2 separate regions of the Homo sapiens genome follow, and region 1 is linked to region 2. The links are chromatin loops, found by intact Hi-C in ENCODE. Cell type or tissue: PC-3. All regions are shown on one strand. Region 1 has its middle 24 kb from the start of MIR99AHG. Region 2 overlaps MIR99AHG (mir-99a-let-7c cluster host gene).

Region 1 (4,000 bases), 110 kb before region 2:
ATTCCTCCTGTGGTCTCATTATTGCTGCAAAATATTTTAAAATATATGTTTCATAGCCTGAAGTATTAGGGAAGTGTCAACCAAACTGCTCCTGGGAAATAAAATGAAGTATATTTGATTTTAAATACTCTTTTTTAAAAACTCTTGCTTGTTCTCAAGCTCTAGTTAGTTGAAATCAGTGTATAGGCAAAACTAACTTTTTTTGGTCTGTTTTGAAAACCACTGTCTTTTTAGAATACAACATCATGTAATTCTGTAGGTTTAAGAAAGATTAAGTATAACATAGCATTTGTATCTTTATATAACTAAATTCTAATTATTAATACTAAAGAATGGGGTTGAGGAGATTTCATTAAGATGAGTCAAAACTTACTCCTATTTTTGTGTTGTTGTTATTGCTTTTGTTTTTGTTTTGTGTAACTTTATCAACCAACAGTATGCACCAACCTCCTTTTGGCAAAACAGTGAACATTATATCTCTCTTAAATGATAGTGCTTTATTATTTGAACTTTTTTCAAAAGACAACGTTATTTTAACATGACGTAACTTAATATTACTGGAGAGTTTTCATTTTTAGCAGTTTCAGAGCGCTTTATGTTAGGGTTTTATTAATTCCCATAACACATTTATAAAGAAAGCCTTGGAAACAGCCCTTCACCAAGAAACGGTTACCATTCAGGGCTTGCTTCTGTGAGAAAACACCTCACCGAGAGTCTGAAATGACCAGCATTTAGCACCAATAGCCTCACTCCCCTCTCCCACAGTAATTATTTATGGATGAGCACTTAATGTCAGTATGGCTCACAAATTTGGGGTGAGGTTCTAGAGTTGCTGTCTCACAAAATCTTACATTTTCTCATTCTTTGCAATAGTTTTGCTATATTTTCTGCAATTGTTCCTATAATTTCTGCAATTTTGTTCCTTGTATTCTTATATGTTTTTTAAAATTTAGTTTGTGTAGGATTTTTTTCTTTCCAAACCAAGTGGTTTCTGACAAAGACAACCTCAAACTCGGGTAAGAAATCATGTGTTGTATTCCCAGCCCTGTCATAAATTTGCAATAATCTTGCCATAAAGAACTAGGTTTTTCTTGTCTCTCCTCCCCAAGTATTATTCATAACTCTACAGCGTTATTTCATCTATATACTCTAATTTTTTGATCATCTGTCTTCCTTAGAAGAAGCGATTATTTTATTTTTATCACCTTGATATCTTCAGCATCTACTATTGTGGTTGGCTCAATAATGTGTGCTTGATAACTTTTTGTTGATCAAGAAACAAACCACTGACTATTTGGAGTACAAGTCACTTTATAATTCTTGGATGCAGTTTGCTTAGAAGGAATCAGAATAGAGAATTTCTAAAGTTTCAACTACTAAAATTTTACCGGCCAGGCGCGGTGGCTCACGCCTGTAATCCCAGCACTTTGGGAGGCCGAGGCGGGCGGATCACGAAGTCAGGAGATCGAGACCATCCTGACTAACACGGTGAAACCCCATCTCTACTTAAAATATAAAAAATTAGCTGGGTGTGGTGGCAAGCGCCTGTAGTCCCAGCTACTCGGGAGGGCTGAGGCAGGAGAATGGCGTGAACCCGGGAGGCGGAGCTTGCAGTGAGCGGAGATCGCGCCACTGCACTCCAGCCTGGGCGACAGAGCGAGACTCCGTCTAAAAAAAAAAAAAAATTACCATTGATCTCTAGTTTCCTGTGGTTGACATGGACATTTTTGGTTTTCCTTTTCTGTCTTGGATGTTGTTTTCTGCAGCTAGCCCTTTCTTGTCTTTTGCATGTATTAGGAAACAAAGTCTAGCTTTTTGGATATTCTTTTCTTTGTTTCTGTCTCTCCACATATATTTATTTTTAGAGGCAGTGTCTATGTTTGGGCTTCTATAACAAAATGCCATAAACTGGATGGCTCATAAACAACAGTTTTTATTACTCACTGTTCTGGAGACTGGACGTTTAAGATCGAGGCATTGACAGGGTTGGTGTTTGAAATGTTTCAGCATGCAGTGCTAAGGTTTAAGAATTCAGTGCTTCCTTTTAAAGAGTCACATTGGTTTGCAATTAAGTATTAGGAAATGAAGTTCTAATACTGCTTTGATGTAAGCTAGTGTGCTTGGCAATTTCTAAATACATTAAAATTGATTTCAGCAAGATGATAAAGATTTGTAGAAAAAGGCAATTATGTTTGCAGTGTCACAAATATCTTTTTATTATCCTTTTAGTCATTTCTCCTGAGTGACTAAACGCATTTCTCCTGAGTGACTCAACGCATTGGTTGAGTTGGTGTTTGGTGAGGGCCCTTTTCCTGGTTCGTAGGTGGGACCTCTGTGAAAGCTCTTATAGGAGCTTTCTGGGGCCCCTTTATTAGGGCACTAATCCCAGTCATGAGGGCTCCACCCTCAGAATATAATCACCTCCCTAAAGCCCTACCTCCTAATGCCCTCCCACTGGGGATTAGGTTTCAACATATGGACTTGAGGAGGACATGTTCTATCTACATAGCAGGTGATTTTTAAAAAATGCTATAGAGGTCCTACCTTTAAAAGAATTTAATAAGACCGTTATTTTATAGGTGATTAATACGTGAGATACAAAAATGTAAAAACACTCATGTACTCATCCCCCAGTTTCCACAATTATCAACACGTGGCTGATTGGACTTCATCTCTACTTTACTCAATCCCCCAGCCCTGCTGGGTAATTTAAAAGCAAGTATTAAACATCCTATCAATTAATCTGTAAATATTTTAGTGTGCAACTCTAAGGTTTAAGAATTCAGTGCTTCTCTTTAAAGAATAAAATTGGTTTGTAATAATTTAAGTATTAAAAATGAATTTCTGATATTGCTTTGTTGTAAACTAGCGTGCTTAGCAATTTCTAAATAGAAAAAAACTAAAATATAATTGAGTTTAGCAAAGTGACAAATATTTGTAGAAAAAGGCAATTATAGCTAAAGTGTAGCAAATATCTTTTTGTTATCCTTTTAGTCACTTCTCAGTTTCTAGTCTCTTTTTTCAGTGCTTGGCTAAGATCAGTAGAGAACTGCAACTCCTCTCAAATGCTATGCATTCCATCCTAGTGGTCTGAGATAATTCTCCAAAAGTTACATCAAACCTTAAACTTTATAGCAAATCTTACTCCTACATAATAACATGGATTCATGTTACACTGAGCATAGTCCCTAAGTATTACCCTGGGAAGTCTTCATCCAGCTGTTTCAAATTATTTTCATTTCATACGTCATGTTAATAGCAGGGAGGAGACTATTGCTAATGGTTTTTTCTTGGAAATTAATCTGTCAACCTGGTGAAAGTATAATGTTTCAGCAGATAAGAAGGGACCCTTCAGTTTAACATCCTAAGCATATTAATACACTTAGCAAAAGCATAGCAAGATTAAGTAATCGATTAGAATTTCCATTAAGAATGCGGAAAGAGCACATAGAGCGGGGGATTAACAGCCCTTCAATGTGATGTAGTCATAAAATGTTTAAAAAATACATTTAGATTTTAGGTAGTGATGGTTGAATTCTAATGATGTGCCTTGGGCCTGGGGGTAGATGTATATAGGCAGTGTAGTGGCCAGAATTTAATGTAATATTTTATGATGTAATATGCTATACTGAGCCCGCATTTGTGGTGTTGGAATGGGGGGAGATTTTTCCGGTGAGCCATGTATAAAATAAGCTTATGATTTCTCTGATGGTAGTCACTCAAAGGATTTTCAAAAGTTGTTTTATGACTTTGTAATTGAATAAGGGTGCCCAGGATTCACAATGTTTTTTATTAATGAGTTAGGAGAAATCTTCCATTGTGCGAAAACACAGATTTTAATCACAGGTACAGATTGTTATAGAATCAAAGACAAAGAATGTAATGGTGTATCAGTCCTGGAATGTATAACCTCAAACAGATTGCAATATTTCTCTGCCTTTGGCTGTTAATGTACTGCTTTCTCCAGCATTGAATATGCCAGATACTTGTTTTTCACTTC
Region 2 (4,000 bases):
GAGATTAATAGTTATTTCTAGACACACTATACACAGAACAATTTGGAGAAAAATCACCATTGGACAGTAGCAACTAGTTTAATATTTGGCGTCTTTTATTTTCTCTTTTAACATTTCCAAGGAATAGGGGACGCTCTTGTCAATGACTTTTTTTTTTTTTTTTTGAGACTGTGTATCATTCTGTCACCCAGGCTAGAGTGCAATGGTGCTATCTTAGCTTACTGCAACCTCCGCCTCCTGGGTTCCAGCGATTCTCCTGCCTCAGCCTCCTGAGTAGCTGGGATTACAGGCATGCACCACCATACCCTGGTAATTTTTGTGTTTTTAGTAGAGAAGGGGTTTCACCATGTTGGTCTGGCTGGTCTCGAACTCATGACCTCATAATCCACCTGTCTTGCCCTCCCAAAGTGCTGCGATTACAGGCATGAGCCACGGCACCTGGCCAGTGACTAAGGTTTATTACACCACCTGGATAGATGCAGGGCTAGGGGCATGAAGACAGGAAGGTACTCCCACTTTTCAAGGACAGAATGTGGGGCGGGTGGTAAAATCTGAAGAGATCCTGAAAAATTGTCCTCCTTTAGGTGTTGTGATGTATTGCTTCTGCAATGGCCATCCAATCTTAAATACCTAAGTCTAGATATGGCATCCTTATTATGTAATTCTGGAACAAAAGTTACCCTAATAAAGAGCTTCAAACCCGCTAGGACCCACTCAAAATAGGGTAATAATACTCCAAGACATTCAGAAATTTCCTCTGTTCCCAGTGGGCTAGTCAGGACAGGGCAGTGAGAGCCCTCAGGCTAGCTCCCCTGGCCTCAGCAACTCCATTCACTTCCCCCAAAAGGGTCCTAAATAAATTTAAATTTCTCTATGTACCTCGACATGAAATAGTTGGAAAGCACACTCTTAAATGCCACTTTACTGACTGTACTGGCTAAAACAATGAGCTGTGTACGTATGAAAAAGAATGTTCATGTGTTTTCTTTGTCAATTACATTAATTTATACCCTTGCTAGTGTTTCTGAAAGAGACTAATAGTTCCCTCAAATACATTTAATGACCCAGTTTGAGAAATACTGTTCTAGAAATTAACACTAGTAATAATTTTGTGCTCATATGATTACACATACAAATATAAATTCTTGCAACTTAAACTCCATAGAAAAACTTGGATGTAACCTGGCTATGTGGATGAAAAACTGCTAATGTTAATATGTCTTTTAGCAGATGATCAAAATAAAAACAATACAATCTAATAATTCCCATAAACATCTGAAATCCTCTAAAAACATGTCTATGTAGACCATAAGGTAATATTATTCTAAAGCAATGATTCCCAGAATGTGCTCCCAGGGCAGTAGATCTGTATCATCTAGAAACTTATGGAAAGCTAATTCTTGTGACCCACTCCAGATTTACTGAAACAGAAGATGTGGAGGATGGGACCCAGTCAACTGTAGTTTAAGAAGCTCTTCAGGTGATTCTGATGTGCTCCAGTTTGCAAACCACATAATGAGGCTGAGTCCTTTTCAGTCATTCCACACCAAATGAGCACTGTCGTATGTTTACCTTAGGAAACATACCCTCAATTGAGTGGGGCTGCTGATATTTCAATTCCTTTTAAAGAGTTTGTCTCAGAGCCAATCTGTAACAAAAGAGAAATTCAGTTTCATTATTTTATAGTCAAATCTCATTAAGTAGTTGCTGAGATGTTTGTATGAAACTCAGATTTGACTTTGCCCTGCACTGTGAACAAAGACGATGAAACATTTTCACATTTGGAATGATTAGTCATCAGGAGATGCAGTCACAAAATTTTATTGAAAGCCTAATATTTATTCAAAAGCCTTTGATAGACTGCTTTTGGAACTTCTGCGACATTCTCCACCATAATATTGTTTAGCCTCTAACTCTCCCTAAATTGCCTTTGGTCAGAAAAGTTAACGTGGTTACTGCTTTGTTTATTTGACTTTCCTACCTCCTGATTCAGAGTAGAGTTAGCTTTGGAAGGAGACTAAGAGTCAAGCGCTTGCCTGAGTAAAACCTATTTTTGGCCAAGAGAACTCAAAACCAAAACCTTATATATATCCACCTTATTGCCCAGCTAACTTGGCTACTAATTTCTCTGCTACTATGAAATTCTCTTTCAAATTCCTAATTCATAGTCAAGTCTCATCTTGTTCCAGAGCAATTATGGTGGTTGGGAAGCCCAAGATGAGAAGGGTAACACAGGAACAAGGAAGCTGAATCCTAACAGTCAATCCTGCTTGTTCCTACTATCTCATACCTTACCAGCATTCCATCCTGAGGACTTAACTACCAACTTCAAGCTAGCCCATGTCTCATCTTGTGGTTCATCATGTCTCGTCATTTTGTGGCAAACTGTCCAGGATGACCCCCATTTTTTGCAAAAAAAGAAGACACAGAGGGGGAATAATCTTGGTTTTTCTCCAAACCCTAGATGTAGCTCATATCTGTGTTTCCTGAAGTTTTCTCTCTAGTACTCTTGCAGCCTGAGGCTTTTTCCAGAATCCAAGGGAGTGGGAAGAAAAAATGAGGGAAAGTCATGGTCCCTGAAGAAAGAGGGACGCTCAGTAAAGTCCAGCAGACAGAGCACCAGCCAGGGATGTGGTGGGCGGAGCCAAGGACATTAAGCTAAAAGAATATGAAACTTAAATCTATTGCCATGTCCCAGGGAAAAGTGGTGATGAAATTTCAATGAACAAAGCTTACTGTTATTTATCACTTTGTATGTACCTTTACTTTTTTACACAAATGAGATCATATCACATATTTCTTTTGAAACTGCTTTTTTTTATTTAAAAATTTATGACAGGCTGGGCCCGGTGGGTCATGCCTGTAATCCCAGCACTGTGGGAGCCTTAGGTGGGCGGGTCATCTGACGTTGAGAGTTCAAGACCAGCCCGGCCAGTATGGTATAACTGCGTCTCTATTAAAAATACAGAAATTAGCCAGACATGGTGGTGCATGCCTGTAGTCCCAGCTACTTGGGAGGCTGATGCAGGAGAATCCCTTGAACCCGAGAGGTGGAGGTATCAGTGAGCCAAGATCACGGGACTGCACTACAGCCTGGGAGACAGAGGGAGACTCTGTCAAACAAACAAACAAAAAAAGGAGACAAATATTTTTTAGGTCATAAACTTCTTCTTCTTCCTCCTCTTCTTCTTCTTCTTCTTCTTCTTCTTCTTCTTCTTCTTCTTCTTTTCTTCTTTCTTCTTCTTCCTCCTCCTCTCCTCCTCCTCCTCTTCCTCTTCCTCTTCTTCTTCTTTTCCTTATTCTTCCTTCTTTCCTCCTCCTCCTCCTCCTTCTTCTCCTTCTTCTCCTTTCTTAGTATATCTTTTTCTAAGCCTTCACAGTATAGGTTGAGCATTCGTTATCCAAGATACTAGGGACCAGCAGTGTTTTGGATTTTCGATTTTGGAATATTTGCCTATGCACAATGAGCTATCTTCCAGATGGAACCCAAGTATAAGCACAAATTTCATTTATGTTTCATATGCACCTTATATACATAGCCTAAGGTTAATTTTATCCAATATTTTAAATAATTTTGTTCATTAAACAAAGTTTGTGTCAAGTACTTACATGCGGAATTTTCTTTTTTTTTTCAGATCTTTCTTTTTTTTAATTTTATTATTATTTTACTTCAAGTTTTAGGGTACATGTGCACAATATGCAGGTTTGTTACATATGTATACATGTGCCATGTCAGTGTGTTGCACCCATTAACTCGTCATTTAGCATTAGGTATATCTCCTAATGCTGTCCCTCCCCCCTCCCTCCACCCCACGACAGGCCCCGGTGTGTGATGTTCCCCTTCCTGTGTCCATGTGTTCTCATTGTTCAATTCCCACCCGTGAGTGAGAACGGAATTTTCTACCTGTGGCATTGTGTCAGTGCTCAAAATTTCAAATTTTGGAGCATTTCAGATTTGGAATTTTTAGATTAGGAATGTTCAATCTGTATTCTCTTGTTG

The links. Hi-C counts contacts between places; a loop is a spot of excess contacts. Peaks named below come from ENCODE experiments on the same cell type or tissue, not always from the same donor. Only the 100,000 strongest peaks of a DNase experiment are listed, where the experiment ranks them.
Region 1: a loop joins it to region 2, with 11 times the contacts of the local background. A loop is called at or near these places in 1 of 110 quality-filtered maps.

Annotation. Positions count from the first base shown.
Region 1 is chr21:16,044,865-16,048,864 of GRCh38, forward strand. No RefSeq gene overlaps it. Among named protein-coding and RNA genes, the nearest start is that of MIR99AHG, 24 kb to the right of the region's middle. In PC-3, no CTCF peak of the experiment used is centred here; DNase peaks (open chromatin) are centred at 1,967 and 2,307; H3K4me3 peaks cover 594 bases; H3K27ac peaks cover 1,638 bases.
Region 2 is chr21:16,157,530-16,161,529 of GRCh38, forward strand. The region is part of intron 2 of MIR99AHG (mir-99a-let-7c cluster host gene); the gene reads left to right. Among named protein-coding and RNA genes, the nearest start is that of MIR99AHG, 89 kb to the left of the region's middle. In PC-3, no CTCF peak of the experiment used is centred here; no DNase peak of the experiment used is centred here; H3K4me3 peaks cover 1,102 bases; H3K27ac peaks cover 1,847 bases.